Regions from separate parts of the Homo sapiens genome. Here all the other regions are linked to region 2. Evidence: read pairs that join two places in POLR2A ChIA-PET (ENCODE). Cell type or tissue: MCF 10A. All regions are shown on one strand. Links, peaks and the distances in the headings refer to the core of each region. The heading gives the core; the rest is flanking DNA.

The links. Peaks named below come from ENCODE experiments on the same cell type or tissue, not always from the same donor. Only the 100,000 strongest peaks of a DNase experiment are listed, where the experiment ranks them.
Region 1: POLR2A ChIA-PET joins it to region 2 with 12 read pairs; 5 of 35 experiments call an interaction of 5 or more read pairs at or near these places.
Region 3: POLR2A ChIA-PET joins it to region 2 with 12 read pairs; 5 of 35 experiments call an interaction of 5 or more read pairs at or near these places.

The regions. Positions count from the first base shown.
Region 1 is chr6:32,190,585-32,200,464 of GRCh38, reverse strand. NOTCH4 (notch receptor 4) reads left to right here. Exons shown (of 30, transcript NM_004557.4): 24 at 1,320-1,539; 25 at 1,735-1,816; 26 at 1,906-2,044; 27 at 2,871-3,166; 28 at 3,393-3,540; 29 at 4,044-4,141; 30 at 4,315-5,622. The coding sequence ends at 5,028. It overlaps GPSM3 (G protein signaling modulator 3), which reads left to right and starts at 7,822. Exons shown (of 4, transcript NM_001276501.2): 1 at 7,822-7,993; 2 at 8,215-8,317; 3 at 8,557-8,756; 4 at 8,962-9,699. The coding sequence starts at 7,952. The coding sequence ends at 9,099. RefSeq lists enhancers at 2,534-3,314, 3,315-4,096, 4,097-4,877 and a silencer at 9,343-9,521. In MCF 10A, for the core only: a CTCF peak has its summit at 5,286 (motif pointing right); DNase peaks (open chromatin) are centred at 4,684 and 5,264.
Region 2 is chr6:31,646,503-31,656,382 of GRCh38, reverse strand. BAG6 (BAG cochaperone 6) reads left to right here and starts at 3,722. Exons shown (of 26, transcript NM_001387994.1): 1 at 3,722-3,959; 2 at 4,607-4,727; 3 at 6,756-6,873; 4 at 6,988-7,184; 5 at 7,419-7,472; 6 at 7,632-7,706; 7 at 8,557-8,792; 8 at 9,860-9,880. The coding sequence starts at 4,620. APOM (apolipoprotein M) reads right to left here and starts at 489. Exons shown (of 6, transcript NM_019101.3): 1 at 303-489. The coding sequence starts at 416. RefSeq lists enhancers at 3,114-3,693, 3,694-4,273, 4,274-4,853. In MCF 10A, for the core only: no CTCF peak of the experiment used is centred there; DNase peaks (open chromatin) are centred at 3,662, 3,932 and 4,372.
Region 3 is chr6:32,125,672-32,135,551 of GRCh38, reverse strand. It overlaps ATF6B (activating transcription factor 6 beta), which reads left to right and starts at 7,306. Exons shown (of 18, transcript NM_004381.5): 1 at 7,306-7,435; 2 at 7,802-7,881; 3 at 8,032-8,110; 4 at 8,358-8,449; 5 at 9,300-9,435. The coding sequence starts at 7,345. FKBPL (FKBP prolyl isomerase like) reads left to right here and starts at 5,264. Exons shown (of 2, transcript NM_022110.4): 1 at 5,264-5,457; 2 at 5,698-6,845. The coding sequence starts at 5,772. The coding sequence ends at 6,821. RefSeq lists a silencer at 3,676-3,884 and a cis regulatory region at 3,600-4,047. In MCF 10A, for the core only: no CTCF peak of the experiment used is centred there; DNase peaks (open chromatin) are centred at 5,201 and 7,211.

The DNA of each region.
Region 1 (9,880 bases), core at 2,095-7,094, 540 kb before region 2:
GACCAAGGCAGGTGGATCACGAGGTCAGGAGATTGAGACCATCCTGGCTAATGCGGTGAAACCCTGTCTCTACTAAAAATAAAAAAATTAGCCGGCTGTGGTGGCGGGTGCTTGTAGTCTCAGCTACTCAGGAGGCTGAGGCAGGAGAATGGCGTGAACCTGGGAGGTGGAGCTTGCAGTGAGCCGAGATCGCGCCACTGCACTCCAGCCTGGGCGACAGAGGGAGACTCCATCTCAAAAAAAAAAAAAGAAAAATAACTGCTATATCGTACTTTGTGCCTTACTCTAAGCATTTTACATTGTTACCTCATTTAATCCTCCCCCACAACCCCATGAGGCACGTACTGCTGGTTGAGTATCCCTTATCTGAAATGCTTGGGAACAAAAGTGTTTCAGATTTCGGATTTATTTTGGAATATTTGCATTATACTTACTGGTTCAGCATCCCTAATACAACATCCAAATGCTACAATGAGCATTTCCTTTGAGCGTTATGTTGGTACTCTAAAAGTTTCAGACTTTGGAACATTTCAGATTTGGGATTGGGGTTATGGATACTCAGCCTTTTTTTGTGTGTTTGTTTTCTGAGACAGTCTTACTCTGTCAGCCACACTGGAGTACAGTGACGCCATCTCAGCTCACTGCAACCTCTGCCTCCTGGGTTTAAGCAATTCTCTTGCTTCAGACTACTGAGTAGCTGGAATTACAATGGCATGCCACCATGCCCTGATAATTTTTTTTGTTTTTGTTTTGTTTTGTTTGAGACAGAGTCTTGCCTTGTCGCCCAGGCCGGAGTGCAGTGGCGCGATCTCGGCTCACTGCAAGCTCCACCTCCCAAGTTCACGCCATTCTCCTGCCTCAGCCTCCCAAGTAGCTGGGACTACAGGTGCCCGCCACCACACCTGGCTAATTTTTTGTATTTTTAGTAGAGACAGGGTTTCACCATGTTAGCCAGGATGGTCTCGATCTCCTGACCTCATGATCCACCCGCCTCAGCCTCCCAAAGTGCTGAGATTATAGGAGTAAGCCACTACACCCAGCCACTAATTTTTATATTTTTAGTAGAGAGGGGGTTTTGCCATGTTGGCCAGGCTGGTCTCGAACTCCTGGCCTCATATGATCCACCTGCCTCAGCTTCCCAAAGTGCTGGGATTACAGGCATGAGCCACTGTGCCCAACCTCAATCTATATTATCATCCCCATTTTGCAGATAAGGAAACCGAGGCAAAGACCGGCTACTAAACTTGTCCAAAGGTCTCCCAATAGTAATCAGTCTCACCAGGAGTGGCCTCTCTTTGTGACTCTGTCTCTCCCACCAGCACCCCCTGCCAACCAGCTTCCCTGGCCTGTGCTGTGCTCCCCAGTGGCCGGGGTGATTCTCCTGGCCCTAGGGGCTCTTCTCGTCCTCCAGCTCATCCGGCGTCGACGCCGAGAGCATGGAGCTCTCTGGCTGCCCCCTGGTTTCACTCGACGGCCTCGGACTCAGTCAGCTCCCCACCGACGCCGGCCCCCACTAGGCGAGGACAGCATTGGTCTCAAGTGAGAATGAGGAGAAACCCAGGCTCAGGAAGGGGAGTCTCTCCTATGGCGATATTTACAATCAGAAAAGATAAGAAATACTATTGCAGAAGTCAAAGATAGGGGAAGGAGAGAGGGGTGGGAAGCCTGCTGGAAATTTTGGAGACCCTGATGGTCATAATTCCGTGTAACCTCTACCCACCCATTCCTTTCCAGGGCACTGAAGCCAAAGGCAGAAGTTGATGAGGATGGAGTTGTGATGTGCTCAGGCCCTGAGGAGGGAGAGGAGGTGGGCCAGGTGAAAGGGCTGGGGCAAGAATGGTCTGGAGGTGATGGAAGGGATGAAAGGGCAAATCAACCTTCACTGATCCTTGCTGTTACCCAAAGGCTGAAGAAACAGGCCCACCCTCCACGTGCCAGCTCTGGTCTCTGAGTGGTGGCTGTGGGGCGCTCCCTCAGGCAGCCATGCTAACTCCTCCCCAGGAATCTGAGATGGAAGCCCCTGACCTGGACACCCGTGGACCTGGTATGTGAGTCAACCCAGACCAAGAAAAAAAAAAAAAGTCCTTTGACCCTATTAGAATCAGAGAGTCCTTTAATATCAGAACTAGAGGAAATAATTTTAGACTGAGTGCCTTAGAACAATGATTCTCAAAGTGTGGTCCTCAGACAGCAAAATCAGCATCACCTGGGAATTTGTCAGAAATGCAAATTATTGGGCTCCACTACAGAGCTACTGACTCAGGAATTTAAAATGTTAGGCAATCTGTTTTAACAAGCCCTTCAGGTGAATCTGATCCAGACTCGTTTGAGAAAACCACTGCTAGGCCGGGCGTGGTGGCTCACGCCTGTAATCCCAGCACTTTGGGAGGCCAAGGCGGGTGGATCACAAGGTCAGGAGATCGAGACCATCCTGGCTAACACAGTGAAACCCCGTCTCTACTAAAAATACAAAAAATTAGCCGGGCGTGGTGGCGGGAGCCTGTAGTCCCAGCTGCTCTGGAGGCTAAGGCAGGAGAATGGCGTGAACCTGGGAGGAGGAGCTTGCAGTGAGCCGAGATCGCGCCACTGCACTCCAGCCTGGGTGACAGGGCGAGACTCCGTCTCAGAAAAAAAAAAAAAAAAAAGAGAAAACCACTGCCCTGGAATGTCAGAGAATTAAGCTGCAGGTTCCTTTTACAGAGGAAGAAACTGAAGTCAGAGAAAAGCAGAAAAGTCACTTGGCTAAAGCCACACAGAGCCAGAACTTAGCTTCCCAACACCTCAGGTTTTGATTCTCTCTGAGCTTACATGTTGTCCCTTCCCCCTTGTTGTGTCCTTTAGATTGACCCATTACTCTGTCTTACCAACAGATGGGGTGACACCCCTGATGTCAGCAGTTTGCTGTGGGGAAGTACAGTCCGGGACCTTCCAAGGGGCATGGTTGGGATGTCCTGAGCCCTGGGAACCTCTGCTGGATGGAGGGGCCTGTCCCCAGGCTCACACCGTGGGCACTGGGGAGACCCCCCTGCACCTGGCTGCCCGATTCTCCCGGCCAACCGCTGCCCGCCGCCTCCTTGAGGCTGGAGCCAACCCCAACCAGCCAGACCGGGCAGGGCGCACACCCCTTCATGCTGCTGTGGCTGCTGATGCTCGGGAGGTCTGCCAGGTTAGCACACACTGAGGTCCCTACAGGGAATGGGGCGAGCTTACAAGTAAAGCTGGACAGAAGCATCCCCTAGAGTTTGACAAGGAGGAAATTGGTGTGATTGGGAACCTGACAGGGAAACTGCGGAGGATGGCTGAATATGGATTGCGAGTGGGGTTAATAGTGTAAGGAACTCGAGTTGGCAGTCCAAGGTACCCCAGGGGTCACTGGCCCTCTGTCTCCCCAGCTTCTGCTCCGTAGCAGACAAACTGCAGTGGACGCTCGCACAGAGGACGGGACCACACCCTTGATGCTGGCTGCCAGGCTGGCGGTGGAAGACCTGGTTGAAGAACTGATTGCAGCCCAAGCAGACGTGGGGGCCAGAGATAAATGGGGTATGTAGAGGAAGGGGTGATGTATGCTATAGAGAAGTTGAGCAGATGGGGTGGGAGATAGCGTGCAAAATATAGGTGCAGCAGAGGGGCATTCCCTCTCATCCTGCTGTTACGGCGGTCAATCTGAGATGCGGTGGAAGTACGGGCCGCGTGAGTTTCCCCCCCCAACTCCCACCCTCAACACCACACTGGCCCTCCGCTCCAGCTTACTGGGGAACTGGCATGGAACACAGTGTCTGTGGAAAGGGGGGGGAATCTCGTGGGGGGAGACTGTCTCCCGGTCTCACCGACCCCAGAACAATGCCCCATTGTCCCTCCCGCGCACTGGTGACGTCACCAGGGCAACACTTCCTGCAGGCCGGTGGTCTCCTGGGCAACGCTTCCCGCCTTTGAGGGACCAGCCGGCCCGAATAGCCCTTCCCCCAAGGCCAGAACCCGTGGGAAACCGGAACCCAGGCGTCTGGCCCCCAACTGGGGTAACAACCTCCCACGTCGTCCCCTAGGGAAAACTGCGCTGCACTGGGCTGCTGCCGTGAACAACGCCCGAGCCGCCCGCTCGCTTCTCCAGGCCGGAGCCGATAAAGATGCCCAGGACAACAGGGTTAGATGGGACAGAGGGCTTCCCACAAAACAGTCAGGCGCACGAGAGATGGAAAGTGCGGTAACCCGCAAAGCCTGAAGGGATAGGGGCCAGTGGTCGCGCAAGTGAAGGCAGAAAGGCCCAGTCCTGTGGGCGTGGCCTTCCCTGATATCGGCCCTGGCTCTTCTGTACAGGAGCAGACGCCGCTATTCCTGGCGGCGCGGGAAGGAGCGGTGGAAGTAGCCCAGCTACTGCTGGGGCTGGGGGCAGCCCGAGAGCTGCGGGACCAGGCTGGGCTAGCGCCGGCGGACGTCGCTCACCAACGTAACCACTGGGATCTGCTGACGCTGCTGGAAGGGGCTGGGCCACCAGAGGCCCGTCACAAAGCCACGCCGGGCCGCGAGGCTGGGCCCTTCCCGCGCGCACGGACGGTGTCAGTAAGCGTGCCCCCGCATGGGGGCGGGGCTCTGCCGCGCTGCCGGACGCTGTCAGCCGGAGCAGGCCCTCGTGGGGGCGGAGCTTGTCTGCAGGCTCGGACTTGGTCCGTAGACTTGGCTGCGCGGGGGGGCGGGGCCTATTCTCATTGCCGGAGCCTCTCGGGAGTAGGAGCAGGAGGAGGCCCGACCCCTCGCGGCCGTAGGTTTTCTGCAGGCATGCGCGGGCCTCGGCCCAACCCTGCGATAATGCGAGGAAGATACGGAGTGGCTGCCGGGCGCGGAGGCAGGGTCTCAACGGATGACTGGCCCTGTGATTGGGTGGCCCTGGGAGCTTGCGGTTCTGCCTCCAACATTCCGATCCCGCCTCCTTGCCTTACTCCGTCCCCGGAGCGGGGATCACCTCAACTTGACTGTGGTCCCCCAGCCCTCCAAGAAATGCCCATAAACCAAGGAGGAGAGGGTAAAAAATAGAAGAATACATGGTAGGGAGGAATTCCAAAAATGATTACCCATTAAAAGGCAGGCTGGAAGGCCTTCCTGGTTTTAAGATGGATCCCCCAAAATGAAGGGTTGTGAGTTTAGTTTCTCTCCTAAAATGAATGTATGCCCACCAGAGCAGACATCTTCCACGTGGAGAAGCTGCAGCTCTGGAAAGAGGGTTTAAGATGCTAGGATGAGGCAGGCCCAGTCCTCCTCCAGAAAATAAGACAGGCCACAGGAGGGCAGAGTGGAGTGGAAATACCCCTAAGTTGGAACCAAGAATTGCAGGCATATGGGATGTAAGATGTTCTTTCCTATATATGGTTTCCAAAGGGTGCCCCTATGATCCATTGTCCCCACTGCCCACAAATGGCTGACAAATATTTATTGGGCACCTACTATGTGCCAGGCACTGTGTAGGTGCTGAAAAGTGGCCAAGGGCCACCCCCGCTGATGACTCCTTGCATTCCCTCCCCTCACAACAAAGAACTCCACTGTGGGGATGAAGCGCTTCTTCTAGCCACTGCTATCGCTATTTAAGAACCCTAAATCTGTCACCCATAATAAAGCTGATTTGAAGTGTTACCTTTTTTTGGAGGAATTGGGGAGAAGAATGGGAAAAAAGATGGGAGTGACTGCATAATGTCAGCATTTTGTGCTTTTGGCTCAGCATTTGGATTGGATGGAGGATGTAAGTATAGTTTAAAAGCAAGAATAAGTATATTTAGGGGCCCTATGATAATTTAGGGTATTATCTGAAAGCAAGAATCTAGTAGCCAAGGGAGAAACCGCACACACTAGGTCAGGGGTCCCCAACCCTTGGGCCACAGACTGGTACTGGTCCATGGCCTCTTAGGAACTGGGCCACACAGCAGGAGGTGAGCAAGCATTACTGCCCAAGCTCCACCTCCTGTCAGATCAGCATAAGCATTAAATTCTCATAGGAACTCGAACCCTATTGTGAACTGTGCATGCAAGGGATCTAAGTTTCTCGCTTCTTACGGGAATCTAATGCCTAATGATCTGGGGTGGAACAGTTTCATCCTGAAACCAGCCCTCCGTCGCCACCGACCATGGAATAATTGTCTTCCACGAAACTCTTCCCTGGTGCCAAAAAGGTAGGAGACCACTGCACTAGATGATGCACACACTTTGTCCCTCATCCTAGGGCTTTTACTTATGGCCACTTAGGAGATTCCTAAGGCCACAAGTCAAGTAGATGGAGAGAGTATCTTGAAACTTTGTCCACCTTGCAGCAATATGTTGCTAGGTTTGAAACATGGAGTCATGAGGCATTTTGAAAGCCAATAATATCTACAGTTTATTAAGTATTCACTATGCATCAAGTGCTTCATTACATTATTAATACATCAACCCTATGAAGTAGGTGCTATTAAAACCCTATTTCACTCAGAAATTGAGGCACAGAGATCTGCCCAAGATTGCAAGGAATAAGCGGCAGGACCAGATCTCTTCATCACATTTCACATTCCAAATCACTCAGCTATAAACTCCCTAACATGACAGGTTGCCATTTAGAGGTACCAAATGGTTGTCTGCCCTGCTCCTTCCTTGATGCCAACCAGCCTGATTAGCATTGATCAAAGACCAAGCCAGAGAGGTAGTCCTCTCCCTTTTCAATTTCATTTCATTTCTTTCTTTTTCTGAAACAGGGTATTGCTCTGTTGCCCAGCCTGGAGTGCAGTGGCACAAATGGCTCACTGCAGCCACAACCTCCTGGGCTCAAGCAATCTTCCTACCTCAGCCTCTCATTGTTCCATATCTATATCTCTTATGCCCAAAATAAAATTTCCCCTGCCCCTTGTCTGCACTAAACTATAAGTTTCCAAAATGAACCCTTCCCGTACTCTATTTGGTACACATCTTGTCTCCTGAATAGAGTGTATTTTTTATTTTATTTTATTTTGGAGACGGAGTCTCGCTCTGTCACCTAGGCTGGAGCGCAGTGGCACAATCTCAGTTCACCGCAACCTCCGCCTCCCGGGTTCAAGCAATTCTCCTGCCTCAACCTCCTGAGTAGCTGGGATTACAGGCGCATGTGGCCACGCCCAGCTAATTTTTTGTATTTTAGTAAAGATGGGGTTTCACCATGTTCCCCAGGCTGGTCTCCAACTCCTGAGCTCAGGCAATCCACCCGCCTCAGCCTCCCGAAGTGCTAGGATTACAGGTGTGAGCCACCGCAGCCGGCCATCTCCTGAATAGATTTTAAATACCTAGAGGTCAGGGATGATTATTCAATACATATATATTGAATACTTACTATGTGTTGGACCCGGTGCTAGGGTTTTATGTATATATTTGAGAGCTCCACATCCCTGGATCTGAATCCTCCACTTCCCACTGGAACCATGCCCCTCCCAGTCCCGGTAAGTAAGAGGGAAGATCGGGAGGGCCAAATCCTACACCAGGGTCTATCTTAGGGAGGGAAGGGACCTGGCTGGGGGGAGGGGGATTCTGAGGAGTGAAACCACTTCCTGTGTAGCTAGTTCCTGTGTTGACAGAAAGAGCAGAAGAGGAGGTGGGGTGGAGGGAGCAGAGCCAGGGATTAGGGGACTACTGAGGCTCTGGAGATGAGACCGCCAGGAGTCCTTCCCCACCATGAGCCCCCTCCACTCCTGCAGCTGGAGGAGTTTTTCCCAGTCTCAGTGCTGCCCTGGGGCGAGAGAGACTGAACAAGCTGTTTGGGTGGGAAGAGAATGGAGGAAGTTGACAGGGATGGGCGGGGCCCGTGGGGGGGCTGACCAGGAACCCAGCTTCCTGCTCAGTACCCAGGCATCCAGCCCCCAGCTCACCCCCACCCCTTCCAGCCCCCACTCCCCTCAGGAACCCAAGGTTCCAGCCCTCCTCCCAAATCCCAGCCACCCCTCCCCCACCAGTTTCTCCCCTCTAGGGGATGGAGGCTGAGAGACCCCAGGAAGAAGAGGATGGTGAGCAGGTGAGCTGGGCACGGGGTTGGGGAGGCTGACACTGGGAAAGAAGGGAGGTGAGAGGACCTGGGGCAGAAATGTAGGGACACAGGGGCCTTGAAAGGCTTGGGCAAACTGAGGCAGGAACAGAGACACACAGAGAGGAAACGGGCCACTGGCCTAGCCCCCTGTCCACTCCTCCCGCTTCAACCACCACTGCTTGACTAGAATGGACATATTTTGGCATCAGGGCCCCCCTCAGGATGAGGAAGGCTGGCCCCCTCCAAACTCCACCACTCGGCCTTGGCGATCTGCTCCTCCATCCCCTCCTCCTCCAGGGACCCGCCACACAGGTACCCCTACCCACCCAGGGAGAGCCCCGACCCTAGTGCCCACATCCTGACCCCATTACCAAGGCCCACTCCATTGTGGGCCCTCTCCCCACCTCCTCCAGACTCCCCTTGGGATTCCCCATTGCACCCCCTCTCCTCTGATCCAAAGTCCCTAATCACGTCACCCTGTCCACACTCCCCCACGGCTCCTGTCTGCCAACCTCTCTGGGTCTCTGAGCCCTCCACACCCCTCTCCCCAGCCCTGGGACCCCGCTCGGCCTCCCTGCTCTCCCTGCAGACTGAACTCCTTCTGGACCTGGTGGCTGAAGCCCAGTCCCGCCGCCTGGAGGAGCAGAGGGCCACCTTCTACACCCCCCAAAACCCCTCAAGCCTAGCCCCTGCCCCACTCCGTCCTCTCGAGGACAGAGAACAGCTTTACAGCACTATCCTCAGTCACCAGGTAAGACATCCCCCCAGGAGGCAAACCCAGGCCTCCTGGTCTCTTGGCCCCTGTTCTCTTTGGGGCTCTACTCCTGTTTCTCCCTAGGCACCCCATCGCCTTCACAGGTTTCCTATATGCCTCCCCATACCAACCCTTGATCCTCTCAAGAACCTCCTCCTCTCAGACCCTCACCAAAGCTCTCCCTCTCCCTCCACTCCTCCAGTGCCAGCGGATGGAAGCCCAGCGGTCAGAGCCTCCCCTCCCTCCAGGGGGGCAAGAGCTCCTGGAGTTGCTGCTGAGAGTTCAGGGTGGGGGTCGAATGGAGGAGCAAAGGTCCCGGCCCCCCACACACACCTGCTGAGACTTGAGCCCCAACCAGCCCTTCCTTGCCACTGGTCTCAAAGCTGGGCAGCCCATTGCATGCCCTCAACTCTTGCTTGGCAGGGGTACCAGAGACTGAAAGACACGGCACAAATCTCAATATTCATCTCCCACATCACCTTCCCTGGGAACTGGACAGGGTGAAAGTCCTCAAACTCTGGGAACAGGCGAGATGGAACAGGGATTTAACTCCCCGCCCACAGGTCCATGGGAGCTTGAGGCAGTAAGGGGGATCCCAGGCACCCATCTCAAGGAGTGGCTGGGAGTCTTTTCCCTAACTTGTGGGGACACCACCAGTTGTCAAGCTACTAGGCAGTAGGGTCTGAGGGCTCAGGCCTCCACCTGAGAGGTTATAACCTGAGAGACAGCTCTACCCTTCCTCCCAGTAAGAAGGGAAGGTGGGTGGGCACCTGAGAGATTAAGACTATTCTCCCAGTCCCACTACCAGCACCCCCGATCCCTGAGACTGAGGGGTTTACGGGCTGTGAATGGACCTTCAGCCCTGCCCACCCTCCCTCCCCACTGCTGCTGAGTCTGTCTGATGTTTTGGTTGTGTGAATAAATATAATTCCCCTCTGGACTGCAGACTGGTATCTGGGGGGCCCAGGCGGGGTGAAAGGTAGGAAGGTGAGGCCAGAGGCCTTTTCTCTCCCCAGTCTGGCCAGAGGCCAGCTCCCCTCCCCGGCTGGTTAATTACTGGCTCATTAAGCAGCGGCTGGAGACCTCCCTAATTATCTCCCCCAGCCCCCCTCTTCGGTTTT
Region 2 (9,880 bases), core at 1,592-6,591:
GGTAGAGGTGTTGGCTGCCTTCCTCTTTCCAACTGGGGATTGGATCCATGACAAAGAGTCATTAAATGACTTTTCCTCTTTGCCCCTCCCCAGTCAACCTGGGTAACCACCCCACCCCCCAATTCTGCCATGCCTCTGCATTGATGGCCACAGTACTGATATTTTTCTTCTTGCTTTCATTATCACAACACTCACACCCCCTTCCTCTCTTCCTTTCCCAAGATGGTCTCCAGTCATCCTAGGCCATCCACCCAAGTCCCTCAGAGCCTCCACCATAGGCTTCCCCCAATCTCAGTCCATACCTCCTTCCCATCCACGCCCAGAGTTGTCAGTTGACTGTGCTCAGGGCACTGGTAGATGGAGTTAAGGATAATACCATAGAAGTAGAGCAGAGCTGCCCAAATTTGGTGGAACATCTTCAGGCAGGAGGGAGCTGGTGCTCTGTGTGCCTTAACTGCTCTCTCCCCTACTGGCTGCTCAGTCCACTCTGCTTTCAGCTCCCTTGCGTTCGACCCTTGACCCTTTCACCTGCTAATGAGTAACTTCAACCTTGTTTTCCAACCCAAACCTGGATTACTTAGTGTTTGGGACTTCCTCCCCCTCTTCCGGATGCAACCACTCCATAGTACACCCTGGCATGTCCAGGGTTTCTCAGGAGTTATGAGGAGAGCTGAGCTGTCCAGGGAGAAGCCTGTGGTCTTTGAACCTGTATCTGAGCTGGTTATTTGTTGCACTGTGCAGCACTGAAGGGAAGTAGCTTGACTGGGCCTCTCATTCATTCACTTAGCAAACTGTTTTGAATCCCAAGTCCCAGTTGTTTCCCAAGAACTAGCTAATCCCCGGGGACATAAAAAAACGAATAAGACATAGCCCCTGATCTTGAAGAAGTCGTTAGAGGGAAAACTAGCTGTGTAGACAAACCATTGCAATACAACTTGGTAAATGCTTTAGAACAGGTATGATGCAGGTGCTGGGGCACGGTGGATTGCTCTCTTTAGTTTACAATTAGAAAAATATGTATACCCTGGCAGTGTTCACTGACACATTCACTCAACATTTATTACTACAAAGAGGCTATGTAATCTGGCTGTTAGAGAGGATAGATGTTGGTGTCAGGCAGAATGTGTCCAAACCCTAACTACAGGCAGGGCAGGTAGCTCATGCCTGTAATCTCAGCACTTTGAGAGGCCAAGGTGGGCGGATGGCTTGAGCCCAGGAGTTCAAAACCAGCCTGGGCTACATGGCAAAACTCTGTCTCTACAAAAAATACAAAAATTAGCCGATGTGGTGGCACACGCCTGTAGTCCCAGCTACTAGGGAGGCTGAGGAGGGAGGATTGCTTGAGCCTGGGATGTCGAGGCTGCAATGAGCCCTGATTGTGCCACTGCACTCCAGCTTGGGCGACAGAGACTCTGTCTCCAAACAAACAAAACACCACCAACCCCTAACTGCTATGTCTGTTTTTTCATCTGTAAAATTGGCAAATCATCAATCTTATAGGATTAAATGAAATAATGCACATAAAGCCCTTAGCAAAGACTTGCACATGGTAAGTCCAAAGTATATATTTGCTATAATTAATAGTAATGTTTGCAAAGCACTTAGTTTCTGGTGGGTAATAAGTTCTCAAATAATAGGCAGTAAGAATTGCCAAATAGGTTGTCCTTGGATAGCACCAAGTGACTGGAGCAGTTAATGCTGTGAGAGATGGATCTTCCTCGATAGATTATTTATTTACTTATTTATTTTTAAGACAGGGTCTCACTCTGTCGCCCAGGCATGACTTTGACTTCCCCGGCTCAGATGATTCCCGAGTAGGAGGTATAGGTGCACGCCATCACGCCTAGCTAATTTTTTGTAGACACGGAGTTTCACCATGTTGCCCCAGGCTGGTATTAAACTCCTGAGCTCAAGCAGTCGGCCCACCTTAGCCTCCTAAAGTGTTGGGATTACAGGCATGAGCCACCACACCTAGCTTGATAAATTTATATCCCATGGACTGCCACAAAAAATTTGCCGAGGGCTGAGGCTTGCGATTTAGTTAAAAAACAAACAAAATTTGGGTGACCAGTATATTAGAGTTTATTAATACTGTTCTATTTTGGTGTAATGTTTGAATTTTTTTTTTTTTTTTTTTGAGATGGGAGTCTCGTTCTGTTGCCCAAGCTGGAGTGCAGTGGCGCGATCTTGGCTCACTGCAATCTCCACCTCCCGGGTTCAAAGCAATTCTCTGCCTCAGCCTCCCAAGTAGCTGGGATTACAGGCGCCCGCCACCACGCCAGGCTAATTTTTGTATTTTTAGTAGAGATGGGGTTTCACCATTTTGGCCAGGCTGGTCTTGAACTCCTGACCTCGTGATCCACCCGCCTCATCCTCCCAAGTGTGAGTCACTGCGCCCGGCCGAAAATTTTTGTAATAAAAAGCTAAAATGTGGTTAGGCACAGTAGCTCACACCTATAATCCCAGCACTTTGGGAGGCCAAGTCTGCAAGACCAGGCTGGGCAACATAGCAAGACCCCATCTCTATAAAAATAAAATTAGCCAGGTGTGGTGGTGTGCATCTGTGGTCCCTACTAGGGAGGCTGAGGTGGGAAGATCGGTTGGGCTCGGGAGGCAGAGGCTACAGTGAGTTGTGATTGCGCCACTGCACTCCAGCCTGGGCGACAAAGCGAGACCCTCTCTCAAAAAAATAAGCTAAAATGTTAACAGCTTTTTATTGGGGCAGTAAAGTACAAGTGCTCGATCTGGAGTCCTGTAGGCCTGGATTTGTCAATTCTGACACTTATGTTCGTCTAAGTGTACTCACTTAAAAAATGTTAAAAGCTCGTTAAAAGGCTTTTTAAAATAATACACAAAACCCGTAGTATATGGGCTGGCACAAGTGCTCATTAAACAGCTGCTTATTAGAACTCTTAACTAAAATATAACCAGGACCTGGGTATAAACTACGAATCCCAGAAAGGTTGGACACCCCAACAGCGATGTGTCTTTCTGGAGGACTCGCAGTTTCGCGGGGCCGAGGCCCTTGGCCCAGGGCAGGTTAAGAGAAGAGGGCACGGAGAGGCGGTAATGCCTCCACCCCCGGCCTTCGGAAGCACGCTGGCCGGCCTTTAAATTCCCCACGGTCAGGGTCTTGTCTTTCTGTCCACTCGGACTCCATTTGCTCCCAATTCTCAAACTCGGAAGCGCCTCTTTTCTTGACAAGTCGTGCAACTTAGTAGCACGTTTACTTTTCCTAAAACGTGTCATGTCCCCTTGGCCACACACCGACGAATGTGACGCCCACAGCCCTTAAAACGCCCACCCGGCAGAACCGAAATCTAGCCCAACCAAGCAACCGAGAACAAAATTGACCAGTGCCGCCCCCAAACGCCTACTGAAAGAGTAACTTCCGGAGGCACAGAAGAAAGGGCGCAGCGAGGGCAATAGGGTGGAGAAGAGTTTTAGCTGGCTAGGACAGTGCCGCCTGAAATTATCAGCCTGCCAAGATTTAAACATAGATGAATGTGGCATAATCCCCCATCTCCAAAGTCCAAGGTCCATACGACCGTCCATAGCCCCTCTCGAGGCAGTGGTAGAGTCCCAGCTGGTGACTGTTTTTCAGGCATTTACGGTAGCCACCTCAATCTTCTAGCGCTCAAGCGCGCGCACAGACGTGAACGCCGCCAGAGGGGGGAGGGGGTGGGGCGATGCTTAAGTGTCCACGCATCCGTAGTGCGACGCACGCAGGCGTAGTACGGTCCCCCGGGCGACAGCGGTGGCGGCTCCTCGGGGTGCTCGGCTCCCTCCCACCTAGGCCGGCCCCGGCCCGACTCGCCCTCAGAAACTCACTGTTTGGGGCTGCGGACTTTCTCGTCGTGCCCCACAAAAGTAAAGCTTGGGGACCTGGGGGGAGCCGGAAGTATCGCTTCGAGATCCCCAAATACTATCGGGGAAACGGAAGTGGCCGTCGGTGGCAGGTTTGGGGGAGACCGGAAGTGACGGTCCGTGGGGAAGTCGGGGGCGGAGCCGCGGGGTGGTGGGTGTGTGTGTGTGTGTGTGTGTGTGTGTGTGTGTGTGTGTTTGGCTGTGGGTTAGTTGTGCCGTTCTGCTGGAACACCGTGGGAAGGCAGTAGACGCGGGCAGTCAGCTAGCAGGTCTGTCGCCCCGTGAGTGCCGTTTCGGGTCTATAGTGAGTTAGGAGGGTTCGATGGGCGTGGCGCGCGTGCGCGAAACCACTTTCTCCGCAGAGTGTGGGGCGACCACCGCTTTCGCGTTGTCCCAGGATTTTCCGACCTCTGGGGCGCTTGTCCTGCCGTGACCGGTGATGACACTAGTCTCTGGTCTCGTGCTTCCTTCCTAATCTGACTGGCTCCCTGCTTATTGTGATTGGCGTCGTGGAGCCCCTCCCACCTCTCGTCCTCCAGCTCCCTAAGCCGTCGATCTCCTGCCCTTTGTGTTTCTCTCCCTGTGCCCCGGAATCAGAAGGGGGATGGGGACAGGTGTGAATGTGTGTGTGTGCAGGAGAAACTTTTTAGGTATTGGGGCAGGGATTAATGCTAGGGAGTCTTTCGGGTACACTCTGGTCTGGGCAACAGCGGGCCTTCCTTCCTTCGTTCTTCTTTAGAGACCTGTCGGCCATGGAGCCTAATGATAGTACCAGTACCGCTGTGGAGGAGCCTGACAGCTTGGAGGTGTTGGTGAAGACCTTGGACTCTCAAACTCGTACCTTTATTGTGGGGGCCCAGGTGAGACACCTCACTAGTTCTGGAAGACACCTTTAGCTTTTCCTCGTTTAGGCCCCTTAGCCTGAGAGATGAGCTTGATTTTCTGGTCACCAGATTTTCTTTTTTTTTCTTTTTTTTGAGATGGAGTCACGCCCTGTCTTCCAGGCTGGAGTGCAGTGGCGCGATCTCGACTCACTGAAACTTCCACCTCTTGGGTTCAAGCGATTTTCCTATCTCAGCCTCCTGAGTAGCTGGGATTATAGGCGTGTGCCACTATACCCAGCTGATTTTTGTATTTTTAGTAGAGACGGGGTTTCACCATGTTGGTCAGGCTGGTCTCGAACTCCTTACCTCAGGTGATGTGCCCTCCTCGGCCTCCCAAAGTGCTGGTATTACAGGCATGAGCCACCGCACCTGGCCTCAGATTTTATTTTTATTGATCCCTTTGTTCGTATTCCAGTAGAACGTTTTCTGATGTTTTGTGAGTGAGGCTGATTTTGTTCTGTCCTCCACATGGATAGAACTTAATGCAGAGGGAAATACAGAGGAAGGAAGAATCTGTGTGTCATCATCATGGGTGGACCCCAACCCAAAGGGACAGGCATGGCTCTGGCCTTTGGGAAGGGAAACAGCACAGGAACCCTAAGCAAGTGTGTCTTACTGATAGACATTGGTCAGGTCTATGCTGTGTTCTTAAAGGGTAGAAATCAGAACCCATAATGGAGATAGGTCCTTGATAGACTGTTGAGTGAAATTACTAATTTTTATGGCATAGCTTGAGTCTCTTGAGCTTAAAGCCTTGGACATAGCTATCTGTGTCTTTACTCCTGTAATACTTGGAGACAAATTGCATGTGGGGTGGTCCATGGTTTTCTAAAATGTGATATTACCTGGATATAAGAAAGCCATATATAGACTTGTGATTAGATGTATATAAATACTCTGGTACTTCCCAAGAGTCAGTTTGTAGTTAGGAAAAATATTTCTCTTTTTGCTTTTTTTTTTTTTTTTGAGATGGAGTTTTGCTCTTGTTGCCCAGGATGGAGGGCTGGGGCGCAATCTCAGCTCACTGCAACCTCTGCCTCCTGGGTTCAAGCAATTTTCCTGCCTCAGCCTCCTGAGTATCTGGGATTACAGACGACGCCTACTACCACGCCCGGCTAATTTTTGTATTTTTAGTAGAGACAGGGTTTTACCGTGTTGGCCAGGCTGGTCTTGAACTCCTGACCTCAGGTGATCCACCTGCCTCGGCCTCCCAAAGTGCTGGGATTACAGGTGTGAGCCACTGTGCTGGGACCTTTTTTGCTTTCTTATCTTCTTAGTCTTTCTTCATTAACCTGATACCAGACCCCATCTTCTTTGCCATTTTTTAATCTTGGAAATCACAGGAGAGTCTGGTAAATAAACTGGTATCATCTTGTGTTTGGAAAGGGGTCACTGATGTCTCTAGACACATACTCCCTTGGATGCCAGACAGATAATATAATGTCCATGTGTTTTTTTTTTGTTTTTCATCCGTGTTATTTTTCCTGGATCTATAACCTGAGCTTCATTAAGTTTATTTATTTAATTTTTTGAGATGGAGTCCCTCTCTGTCACCCAGGCTAGAGTGTAGTGATGCGATCTCGGCTCACTGCAACCTCCGCCTCCCGAATTCAAGTGATTCTCTTGCTTCAGCCTCCCTAGTAGCTGGGATTACAGGCGACCACCATGCCTGGCTTATTTTTTTGTATTTTTGGTAAAAAAGGGGTTTTACCATGTTGGCCAGGCTGGTCTCGAACTCCTGACCTAATGTGATCTGCCTGCCTTGGCCTCCCAAAGTGCTGGGATTACAGGTGTGAGCCACCGCGCCAAGCCAAATTTATTGTCTGTATTTTGACAGCTGTTACTTTAGTTTAAGGGTTTGCACAGTAATGATCTCACGGTCAAGACAAACGGGTAGTGATTCTGTGGTGGTTTTTACCCCTCACCTCCACAACTCGGTTGTCTGTCTTTGTTCTTCCTCTTTCCTCCATTCTTTCCATTCCTGTGCATGCCTCTTCTTTTCAGATGAATGTAAAAGAGTTTAAGGAGCACATTGCTGCCTCTGTCAGCATCCCATCTGAAAAACAACGGCTCATTTACCAGGGACGAGTTCTGCAAGATGATAAGAAGCTTCAGGAATACAGTAAGGGGGCTGGGGAGGCAGTTCAGAGGTTGGGGCTACTGTCTGGAGGGATGAACTGAGGCCATGGGTTTACCTGTTCATACTATGTTTTGGTGTGTGTCTATTTTTCTGCAGATGTTGGGGGAAAGGTTATCCACCTGGTGGAACGGGCTCCTCCTCAGACTCACCTCCCTTCTGGGGCATCTTCTGGGACGGGGTCTGCCTCAGCCACTCATGGTGGGGGATCCCCCCCTGGTACTCGGGGGCCTGGGGCCTCTGTTCATGACCGGAATGCCAACAGCTATGTCATGGTTGGAACCTTCAATCTTCCTGTAAGCTTATGTTCCACAGGGGAGGGCTTTTGTGGGTAGCTTTGGTTGTGGTAGCACCAGGGAATTAATAAGATAGATGCTTCCATCTTTAGATTGGGTTCAGGGGGCCCTGTGGTGTGCTATTGGTCTCAGTCTTTAAGGAGAAAAGGAGGTAGGGCTCCAGGGAATGAATTGGAGGTGTGGAGGCCTTAGTGTTGGCTTCTCCCAGAACAACTTCCCTTACCCTTTCCCCAGAGTGACGGCTCTGCTGTGGATGTTCACATCAACATGGAACAGGCCCCGATTCAGGTATTGAGGGGCCTCCGAGGGTCAGGGAAGGGGATCTGGGAGAAGGAGGCTGGGAGGTGGGGTGGACCTGGCTGAGAGATGGCTGGGACCTGATTTAGTAGGTGGTAGAACTCATGGCTTCATCTGTAACCTACCCTGATAAACCTTCTCTCATTGTAGAGTGAGCCCCGGGTACGGCTGGTGATGGCTCAGCACATGATCAGGGATATACAGACCTTACTATCCCGGATGGAGGTAAGTGGGCAAGGCTGGCTAGGGTCTCTCTCCACCCTCCCTCTCCCTTTTCTCTCAGCCTGGGAGTTAGGGCTTCACTGGCCACATCCACAGGGTTTGGCCTTCATAATCTAGTCTTCTCTGCAGTATTCATTCTTTTGGGCAGAAAAAGTATCTTTGTGAGGCTCTCTCATTTCTGCCAATCCTCTTGGTGCCTGGTATCTGGGGAGTTTGTTTCAGACTTAGTCTCATGGCATCTCTTTTCAATTAAAGGATTCTACTCTCTTAACTTGTGGAGGCTGGGAAACCAACTTGTGGAGGAAAGGAAACCACAATCTCTACTCTTTGTTAGAAATTTATTTACAAATATTACAGATGCTGTGGCCGGGTGTGGTGGCTCCTGCCTGTAATCCCAGCACTTTGGGTCGCCATGGCAGGGGGATAACGTGTGGTCAGGAGTTCCAATCCAGCCTGGCCAACATGGTGAAACCCTGTCTCTACTACAAGTACAAAAATTAGTTGGGTGTGGTGGCACGCGCCTGTAGGCCTGGCTACTTAGAAGGCTGAGGCAAGAGAATTTCTTGAACCTGGGAGGCGGAGGTTACAGTGAGCTGAGATCATGCCACTGCACTCCAGCCTGGGCAACAGAGCGAGACTCTGTCTCAAAAAAAAAAAAAAAAATTACAGATGCTTATTATGCATCTAATTTGTGTCAGTCTTATGCTAGTTGCTAGCGAGTCGGAGATAAAATTGCAGAGCCATGCCTTCAGGGAGTCTAGTTAGGATACTTTCTCTGTTCAGTCTCCTGTAGAGTAATCCTCTGCAGCAGTCTTACCCTGCCTTTGGTATCCTGACTCTCCCCTACCTTCAGTGTCGAGGAGGGCCCCAACCGCAGCACAGTCAGCCGCCCCCGCAGCCACCGGCTGTGACCCCGGAGCCAGTAGCCTTGAGCTCTCAAACATCAGAACCAGTTGAAAGTGAAGCACCTCCCCGGGAGCCCATGGAGGCAGAAGAAGTGGAGGAGCGTGCCCCAGCCCAGAACCCGGAGCTCACTCCTGGCCCAGCCCCAGCGGGCCCAACACCTGCCCCGGAAACAAATGCACCCAAGTGAGAGATGGAGGGAATCTTTAGTGGGTGGGGAATCCTAAGTGAAGTATGGGGAGAAGGAAATGAACCATGGCAAGGGAGGGAAAGGATTACTTGGAGGTCTTAGTTGAAGGGTTAGCATTGAGGGGCGAGGAGGGGCTCTCTCGGTATAGGTAAATGACGCTAGGACAGGCAGCTGAGAAGAACTGCTGCTCTCCCTACGGCAAGGAAATCCAAATGGTATCTCCTGAGCCTGATCGGAATTCTCCTCTGAGTTCACGAAGGCCTGCTCTCTTTCTTAGAATTAGTCTTTCACCATTGTAGGTGCAGGATTGTGGTGGGGAGGGTGGGAGCAGTTCATTTTCTTCTCCCTATCCTCTCATGGGTGGGAGTAAAGAATAGAAGCTTTGGCTGGGTGCAGTGGCTCATGCCTGTAATCTCAGCACTTTGGGAGGCAGAGGCGGGCAGATCACCTGAGGTCAGGAGTTCGAGACCAGCCTGGCCAACATGGTGAAACCCTGTCTCTACTAAAAAATACAGGCCGGGCACAGTGGCTCACGCCTGTAATCCCAGCACTTTGGGAGGCCGAGGCGGGTGGATCATGAGGTCAAGAGATCGAGACTATCCTGGCTAACATGATGAAACCCCGTCTCTACTAAAAATACAAAAAATTAGCTGGGCATGGTGGCGGGCACCTGTAGTCCCAGCTACTCGGGAGGCTGAGTCAGGAGAATGGTGTGAACCCAGGAGACGGAGCTTGCAGTGAGCTGAGGTCGCACCACTGCACTCCAGCCTGGGTGATAGAGCGAGACTCTGTCTCAAAAAAAAAAAAAAAAAAAAAAAAACAAAAATTAGCCGGGTGTGGTGGCAGGCAACTTAATCCCAGCTACTTGGGAGGCAGAGGCAGGAGAATCGTTTGAACCTGGGAGGCGGAGGTTGAAGAGAATAGAAGCTCTGCTGGTCCAGAGAAGGATTGGGCCAGGGCTCTGGGAGACCAGGGAGAAAGAGGGCACATGTGGTCCCTGTTGACTGTGAGGGTGGGAATCTGAGGAAGGCTTTGGCTCATTGCCCCTTGGGTTTGTCCACAGCCATCCTTCCCCTGCGGAGTA
Region 3 (9,880 bases), core at 2,541-7,540, 480 kb before region 2:
TTTTCACTCTCATTAGATTACTGGTGGGGATTCTCCGTATTTGTCTCCATATTTCACTGGCAAATTCTGGGTATTCAATAAGGGCTACTGAATGAATAAGAAAAAAATTCTACTTCATCCATTTAGAGGGCAAGCATCATATGCTCTGTGTGCAGGAACAAGATGAAACAACCACTAGCTGGCAAACTACCTCAAGCCAGCTCCTGAACCTCTCCTTGGGTTCTGCCTCAGGTTAACTCTTTTTTTTTTTTTTTTTTTTTTTTTTAAAAGACAGGGTCTCACTCTGTTGCCCAGGCTGGGGTACAGTGGTGTGATCCTAGCTCACTGCAGTCTCAACTCCTGGGCTCAAGTAATCCTTCCGCCTTAGCCTCCTGAATAGCTAGGACTACAGGTGCACCACCCTGCCTAGCTAATTTTTATTTTGTAGAGGCAGGGTCTCTATGTTGCCCAGGCTTCAGGTTAGGTCTTGAATGAAGGCAAACAATGCCCTTCTGGGATAGAACAAGGAGAATAACAGAGTATGGCCAGTTTCTCTGAGCCATCTTAGAAGGGGAGGACCCAGAAAAAAGGAAGGAGGGAAGTGACTCCAGGTAAGATGTAAATATATTTGCAGGTAAATCCCCAGAAACTTGTCAAATATGGTTTCCCTCAGTCCAATTTTCTTCACTTAAAGGAGTGGAGAATTGTTCCAAAATGGAGTTAACATTCTGCAATCATAGAGAGCAGAATTATTGCCCTCCTCCCAAGTTCTTGCATTCTCCTAGATGTCTCTTTGACCTTTTTTTTTTTTTTGAGACGGAGTTTCACACTATTGCCCAGGTTGGAGTGCAATGGTGTGATCCTGGCTCACTGCAACCTCTGCCTCCCAGGTTCAAGCGATTCTCCTGCCTCAGCCTCCCAAGTAGCTGGGATTACAGGCGCCCGCTACCACACCTGGCTAATTTTTATATTTTATTAGTAGAGATGGGGTTTTACAATGTTGACCAGGCTGGTCTCGAACTCCTGACCTCATGTGATCTGCCCACCTTGGCCTCCCAAAGTGCTGGGATTACAGGCGTGAGCCACTGCACCTGGCCCTCTTTGACCTTCTTAACCCAGAGTCTCACTTTTCGAGAGGTTTCTGTGTAGCAAGACGGGGTAAGTATGTCCCATTTGCATTCACACGATTTCTGGAGGTATTGGTGATGTTGGTCCCTGCAACACCAAAGGAAGAGAGGGAGCAGAGGACAATTTGTAGTGACAAGAAGAGACTGGATCCAGTCCCTTGGGGAAGAAGATTCCTTTTCATCTCTTCCTCTCATGCCTGCTCATCTTCCATTTCATTCTCAAATCTTTAGGGGAAAGGGAGAGGAGAGAGACATTGCTGTTTCCCCACTTTCCAGTCCAAGCATCTATCCCAACAGATAAGCAAATTTCACTTGTCATCCTCTTTATGTATCTTTCTCAAATGTCTTGTTCTCTAGCCAGGCTTAAGGATATAATCTTCCTGGTTTGTGGCTCTCTTTCGTCTTGATTCCTTGATGACTGCCTCCAAAGAGCTGAGCTCTGGCACAATTAGACTTGAGGGAGATAGTGTGAGTCAGTCAACAAGCATGTAGTATCTACACTTTGGGGGAGAGCCTATACTCTTTCTTATTTCTTTTTTTACAAATTATTATTTTGAGACAGAATTTCTCAAATTCCTTTCTACCTCAGGAAAGGAAAGGAAATTGGATAAGGCGACTTTGTCGCCAGGCTGAAGTGCAGTGGTGTGATCTCGGCTCACTGCAACCTCTGCCTCCCGGGTTCAAGCGATTCTCCTGCCTCAGCCTCCTAAGTAGCTGAGACTACAGGCACACACCTCCACACCAGCCTAATTTTTGTATTTTTAGTAAAGACGGGGTTTCACCATGTTGGCCCGACTGGTCTCAAACTCCTGACCTCGAGTGATCCACCCACCTTGGCCTCCCAAAGTGCTGGGATGACAGGCATGAGCCACTGCGCCTGGCCACTCTTTCCTATTTCTGAATCTTCACAGGTTGTTGGTCCCTTCCTAGTCCTGTGTTTCTCAAGTTAAGACTAGGGGGAATCTACAGGTCCATGGCTATCTTCTCTGGGGAACTCTTCTAAAACTTTAAGTTTGTGCTTACCTCTTGATGGGCCATATTTTTAAAAAGAGAAATATTTTCATACATGATGATTTGGATTAGGTTTTTTTTAGGGGTTTCAATGCCTATATTTGTATTTGTGTTTATTTATTTATTTATTTTTTGAGACAGAGTCTTGCTGTGTCGCCCAGGCTGGAGTGCAATGGTGTGATCTTGGCTCACTGCAACCTCCGCCTCCTGGGTTCAAGCGATTCTTCTGTCTCAGCCTCCCAAGTAGCTGGGACTATAGGCGTGTGCCACCACGCCAGGCTAATTTTTGAATTTTTAATAGAGACGGAGTTTCACCATATTGACCTTGTGATCCGCTCGCCTCGGCCTCCGTGCAGTGGCGCGATCTCAGCTCACTGCAACCTCCGCCTCCCAGGTTCAAGCGATTCTCCTGCCTCAGTCTCCTGAGTAGCTGGGACTACAGGCATGCGCCACACCAGCTAATTTTTGTATTTTTAGTAGAGACGGGGTTTCACCATGTTGGCCAGGCTGGTCTCAAACTCCTGACCTAAAGTGATCCGCCTGCCTTGGCGCCGTGGCTCACGCCTGTAATCCCAACACTTTGGGAAGCCGAGGTGGGCAGATCACTTCTGGTCGGGAGTTTGAGACCAGCCTGGCTGACATGGTGAAACCCCATCTTCACTAAAAATACAAAAATTAGCCAGGCATGGTGGCAGGTGCCTGTCATCCCCGCTACTTGGGAGGCTGAGGCAGGATAATCGCTTGAACCTGGGAGGCAGAGGTTGTAATGAGCCGAGATCTCGCCAGTGCACTCCAGCCTGCGTGACAGAGTGATACTCCGTCTCAAAAAAAACAAAAAACAAAAAAACAAAAACAAACAAACAAAACCAGGGAGAGAATTGTTTTGACACAAGTCTTTGGCTAATGATGAAACCGTCTCCCTTCCTGGCTGTCCTGGCATGGTTTTTATAGTCTGAGGCACAATGGTGAGAGCAAACTTAAGAGGGAGCCAAAGTGAGGTACTCAAGAGAGGGATCCTTCTTTCCTGGAGAACTGTGGTAGCCCAGGCTGTGTAGGTAGCTGGACAAGCAAGACTGAATCACAATAGGTCTCTACATCTTCTATTAGGAGGAGAACCTGCAACATCCAGTGGAGCAGGTCACACCAGTTATACATGTAAAATGTAGGATAAACTAAAGGGGCACAGAGCCAGGGGAGAAGACAATGGGATGAGACTGTTCTAGAATCTCATCCCATTGGTTCATTGCTGGGTGTGGTGGCTCACACCTATAATCCCAGCACTTTGGGAGGCTGAGATGGGATGATGGCTTGAGGCCAGGAGTTTGAGACCAGCCTGGTAAACACAGCAGACCCCATCTCTCTAAAAAAAAAAAAAAAAAAAGAAAAACATACGGTTTATGAACCAGCAGCATCTGCATTAACCAGCTTATTGAAATGCAGAATCACAGGCCCCACAACAGACTTCCTAAATCATAATCTGCAACTTAACAAGTTCCCTAGGTGATATGTATGCACACTTATGTTTGAAAAGCACTAAGATTTCTTGATGAAGGAGGACTTGAAAGGCAATGATGGATGTGAAAGGAAAGGTAAAGAGAAGCCTCAGGTAGTCACCCAAGGGACAGGGCCGGTTGGAGAGAGAGTCCCGAGGTTTTATCCTGGAGAACACCCTGTACTGAATGAGCTCTGAACATAAAGATAGTTAGCATAGGAGGGCCTGAAGTCTCCAGATAAAAGGCTGCTGCCACTATCATTTACCACGACCTCTGCCATTCTCCACTCTATTGTCATCCGCCCCCAGTCTCCATTCCAGGACTTCTCTACACTTTGACTTTTTGTTTGTTTGTTTGTTTGTTTGAGACGGAGTCTTGCGCTGTCGCCCAGGCTGGAGCGCAGTGGCACGATCTTGGCTCACCGCAAGCTCCGCCTTCCGGGTTCATGCCATTCTCCTGCCTCAGCCTCCCGGGTAGCTGGGACTATAGGTGCCCGCCACCACGCCCAGCTAATTTTTTGTATTTTTAGTAGAGACGGGGTTTCACCATGTTGTCCAGGCTGGTCTCGAACCCCTGACCTCAAGTGATCCCCCCGCCGCCCCGCCCCCTCCCCCCGCCCCGCCCCCCCCCGCCGCCTCGGCCTCCCAAATTGCTGGGATTACAGGCGTGCGCGATGCCCGGCTTTTTATTTATTTATTTATTTATTTTTGAGGCGGGAATCTTGCTCTGTCGCCAGGCTGGATTGCAGTGGCACCATCTCGGCTCACTGCAACCTCCGACTCCCTGGTTCAAGCGATTCTCCCACCTCAGCCTCCCAAGTAGCTGGGATTACAGGCACACGCCACCATGCCCAGCTAACTTTTTGTATTTTTAGTAGAGACGAGATTTCACCATGTTGCCAGGATGGTCTCGATCACCTGACCTCGTGATCCGCCCACCTCAGCCTCCCAGAGTCTCAGTTGCCAAAGCTGGAGTGCAATGGCGCGATCTCGGCTCACTGCAACCTCCGCTTCCCAGGTAAGCCATTCTCCTGCCTCAGCCTCCTGGGTAGCTGGGATATAGGCGCCCGCCATCACGCCGAGCTATTTTTGCATTTTTAGTAGAGACGGGGTTTCACCATGTTGGCCAGGCTGGTCTTGAACTCCTGACCTCAACCTCCCAAAGTGCTGGGATTACAGGCGTGAGCCACCGCGCCCGGCCCACCTTTTTTTTTTTTTTTTTTTTTTTTTTTTGTTTGAGACGGAGTCTCTAGTCTCGCTCTGTCGCCCAGGCTGGAGTGCAATGGTGTGATCTCGGCTCACTGCAACGTCTGTCTCCCGGGTTCAAGCGATTCTCCTGTTTCAGCCTTCCGAGTAGTTGGGATTACAGGCGCGCGCCACCATGACCTACTAATTTTTGTATTTTTAGTAGAGACAGGGTCTCACCATGTTGGCCCACTTTGACTCTTGAGCAGCCTGGCCAGCCCGACCGCGCCAAATTCTGTTCGATTCTGCCTAGTTCGGTTGCTCTGGCCTAGTTCAGTTGCTAAGGCCTGGAGCTTCATGGTTGCGGAGGAAATGATGTCACGTTCAATAGGCGGGCTAACCAGATTCCTCCCTTCTCCCGATTGGCTGCCAGGAATTTGACTAGATTCGGAGTCTCGCGGGCTCCAGGGTTAGTTGTCAGTATCTTTCCCAGTTGTTCCGCCCCCTACCCCCGCCTCCCGCACCGCGCCCCTCTCCGGCTGCCCTCTCCGCGTGGGGCAAGGCTCCGAGGGCAGCATTCAGTAGCCATTTAGCTTTGGAAGGAGAGGTGATTCGAATGGCCCGGCTCCTCCTGTCACCATGCTAGGCACTTTGGCCGCGCAGGTACTTATTGACCCGACCGGGTGTCCGTAGTTGGCGCGGCTACCTTAACCGCAGGGAATTGTGGAATTTATAGTTCTAAATTATATGTGGGTGGAACGGGGAAGCTGGAGCAGATTTTTGGAGGAAAGCAAAACTGGGGACTTTCAGGACTAGGGGCCTGGGTCTCAGAAGAATGGGAAAGGACGAGAAAGGAGTCTAAATAAGAACCCTGCTATTAGCATTGTTTGGTTTTCTTTTCAGGTGCTGACCTGAACCTGGTTCATCCCTTTCTGACCAAAACTGTTCACTCACCGTGGAAGGGACTAAGCATCCATATGGAGACGCCACCAGTCAATACAATTGGAGAAAAGGACACCTCTCAGCCGCAACAAGAGTGGGAAAAGAACCTTCGGGAGAACCTTGATTCAGTTATTCAGATTAGGCAGCAGCCCCGAGACCCTCCTACCGAAACGCTTGAGCTGGAAGTAAGCCCAGATCCAGCCAGCCAAATTCTAGAGCATACTCAAGGAGCTGAAAAACTGGTTGCTGAACTTGAAGGAGACTCTCATAAGTCTCATGGATCAACCAGTCAGATGCCAGAGGCCCTTCAAGCTTCTGATCTCTGGTACTGCCCCGATGGGAGCTTTGTCAAGAAGATCGTAATCCGTGGCCATGGCTTGGACAAACCCAAACTAGGCTCCTGCTGCCGGGTACTGGCTTTGGGGTTTCCTTTCGGATCAGGGCCGCCAGAGGGCTGGACAGAGCTAACTATGGGCGTAGGGCCATGGAGGGAGGAAACTTGGGGGGAGCTCATAGAGAAATGCTTGGAGTCCATGTGTCAAGGTGAGGAAGCAGAGCTTCAGCTGCCTGGGCACTCTGGACCTCCTGTCAGGCTCACACTGGCATCCTTCACTCAAGGCCGAGACTCCTGGGAGCTGGAGACTAGCGAGAAGGAAGCCCTGGCCAGGGAAGAACGTGCAAGGGGCACAGAACTATTTCGAGCTGGGAACCCTGAAGGAGCTGCCCGATGCTATGGACGGGCTCTTCGGCTGCTCCTGACTTTACCCCCACCTGGCCCTCCAGAACGAACTGTCCTTCATGCCAATCTGGCTGCCTGTCAGTTGTTGCTAGGGCAGCCTCAGTTGGCAGCCCAGAGCTGTGACCGGGTGTTGGAGCGGGAGCCTGGCCATTTAAAGGCCTTATACCGAAGGGGGGTTGCCCAGGCTGCCCTTGGGAACCTGGAAAAAGCAACTGCTGACCTCAAGAAGGTGCTGGCGATAGATCCCAAAAACCGGGCAGCCCAGGAGGAACTGGGGAAGGTGGTCATTCAGGGGAAGAACCAGGATGCAGGGCTGGCTCAGGGTCTGCGCAAGATGTTTGGCTGATTAAAAGTTAAACCTTAAAAGAGACAGGAACTTGTGAATTGTGGTCTGTGCTGTGAGATTTGGGGGTGGGGGGCCAGAGGGAAGGTTTCAGCCCATATCCCATTCTCAGCTTTTGGCTTCCTAGGGGAGGTAGCAGTGGTCACAGTGCGCCCCTTTTGAGGGGCTTATCTATCTCCGAGGACACATAGAAGCTGTCTAAACTAAACTTAGTAGTGGCTGGGGGAGATGGTGGACCTTAATACTGGGTACTACATCTCCCAGGCGCTTTATCACTGGAGCCTGTTTGGCGCATGCGCTTGGCGGTATGGCACTGTCTGGAAGTTACTTCCTGCTGCTGTGCTCCCATTGGGCCCGCCTACACAGTCATCCGCATCTGTTGATTCACGTGCTCAGCACCCAGGTCTCTTACTGGTCGGTAGAGCTTCCGGGACGCCCCCTTTTTTGAAAGAGTCAACTGATTAGTTGGTGATGGGGAGAGGCGGGCCTTGGGAACCGTCTCCTGGTTGGGGGGTGGGGGGGAAAGATGGCGGAGCTGATGCTGCTCAGCGAGATTGCTGACCCGACGCGTTTCTTCACCGACAACCTGCTTAGCCCGGAGGACTGGGGTCTGCAGAGTGAGGCACCGGGGAGGGGAGAGGGCTGTGGCAAACTGTCCCTGAGGCACGCGGGAAAGAAGCGGGGGCCTAAAGAGGAAGTCTGGGCAAATACGGAATCCGCCATCTGAAGGAGAGCGGAGCAGGGGGCTCGTTGTGCATTAAGGGGGATACAAAAGTCAGGGAAGAACTCTGCTCCCTGCTGGAACGTCGAGTTGTTCCGGGGTCGGGGAAGGAGGGGCTGAAGCGCCCTGGTTGTATCACTTTTCAAGTGGGCGGGCGGTGGGTCTGGCCGAGCGGAGCCAATGAGGGATGGGGCGGGGGCTTGTGTGCGATCTGTAGGCTGGGGCCACCGAACGACCCCCCGACGCTCAGCATTTCTTGCAGACAGCACCTTGTATTCTGGCCTAGATGAAGTGGCCGAGGAGCAGACGCAGCTCTTCCGTTGCCCGGAGCAGGATGTCCCGGTATTGTGTCCCCAGCCTTTCTCTAACCCTTGGTGGGTGGAAAGTGAGCCCAGAACCTGGACCCATTCACAGGCCATAACTCATCTGGAGTCACCCCTACTTTCTCATCCTTTCTCACACTCCTGCCCTCTTGTATCCTCCCTTATTTAGTTTGACGGCAGCTCCCTGGACGTGGGGATGGATGTCAGCCCCTCTGAGCCCCCATGGGAACTCCTGCCGATCTTCCCAGGTAAGGTAGTCTTTGTCGTTCCCTCAGATTTCCAGAAACCCTCATCTTCCCACTGTTTCCCAGAAACTACGTAGCTTCCTATATCCTCACGCTTCTACATAAGTGCCTATCCTCTCTCCTTCAATCCCCTATTTTTGTTTCTTCTCCCTTGCTGCGGTACAGGAATCCCCACCGACATGTCCTTGGGTACTTTTTGGACTCTTCTTAAGCTCTGCTTCCTGATAATTTCTAACTCCCTTTCCTCCAGATCTTCAGGTGAAGTCTGAGCCATCTTCCCCCTGCTCTTCCTCCTCCCTCAGCTCCGAGTCATCGCGTCTCTCCACAGAGCCATCCAGCGAGGTGAGAGAGCCATATCCCTCTTACTCTCTGTGACGGGGACTCTGCTTCATTCCCTTCACCCGTGGGTGACAAAGAAATGATTTAAATGATTTGTGTGCTATGAGTCATGAGGTGTGTGAGGTGTGGGGGGCCTTCTCCACTACCTTTGCCGTTTCCTTAATATCTTCATTTTCCACATCCCCTTTGGTTATCTAGCAGTGAAGATTTTTTTGTTTGTTTGTTTTTTGTTTTTTGCTTTTTTTTGAGATAGGGCCTCCCTCTGTCACCCAAACTACAGTGTAGTGACAGGGTCACAGCTCACTGTAGCCTTGACCTCCTGAGCTCAGGTGATCCTCCTGCCTCAGCCTCCTGAGTAGTTGGGACCACAGACACATGCCACCATGTCTGGCTAATTTTTTTTATTGTTTGTAAAAATGGGGTCTTCCTATGTTGCCCAGAGTGGACTTAAACTCCTGGGCTCAAGTGATCCTCCCACCTTGGCATCCCAAAGTGCTTGGATTACAGGTATAAGCCACCACGCCTGATCTTGGGTCTTTTTAATATAAAGAGTTATGTGGGGCTGGGAAGAAGAGAGTTATTGACTGCTGAGAATTCTGGAACTGTTCTTGCCCAAGTTGTCCACTCTGAGGCCATATTTGAAGTCATGAGACTTCATCAATTCTCCCAGAAATAAAGTAGAAAGAATGAACAGGTTAGAAAGATGGTCAGTACCATTCAGACCAGAATGTCAAATAATTGATGGCTTGTAAGCCCTAAACTTCTAAAGCTTTTGTTCTCGCTCTTACTGTCAACATCTCCCTTGTTTTTTGCCCTTCTTTCTGCCCCCTGCCCCACACCAACTCTCACCCAGGCTCTTGGGGTAGGGGAGGTGCTCCATGTGAAGACAGAGTCCTTGGCACCCCCACTGTGTCTCCTGGGAGATGACCCAACATCCTCATTTGAAACCGTCCAGATCAACGTTATCCCCACCTCTGATGATTCCTCAGGTAATAAAACAGCCTGCCCCCAATCCTTGGCTCTACTACGGGAGAATGTGTTATGTGTGTGTGTGTATGTGTGTAGATGGAGGGGAAGTGCAGGCAGCAGGACAGGGAGAAAAAGGTGGGGAGGGGAAATGGCAGAAAACCAGGAGGGAAGGCAGGAAGGAGAGGAAACATTTCAGGGAACCACAGCAAGGGCAGTGCTGAGGAGATGGATATTATTTTTCTCTCTTTTTCTTGTTCCTAGTATTCTGTCATGCCATTCAACTTACTTTTTAAAAACTTGTGAGCAGTTTAGGGCATATGTATCTGTGTGATTCCCCTCCACCCAACATTTTATTATAAACATTTTTGTTGTTGTTGAGACAGAGTCTCACACTGTCGCTCGGGCTGAAGTGCAGTGGTGTGGTCTCAGCTCACTGCAACCTCCACCTCCCAGGTTCAAGTGATT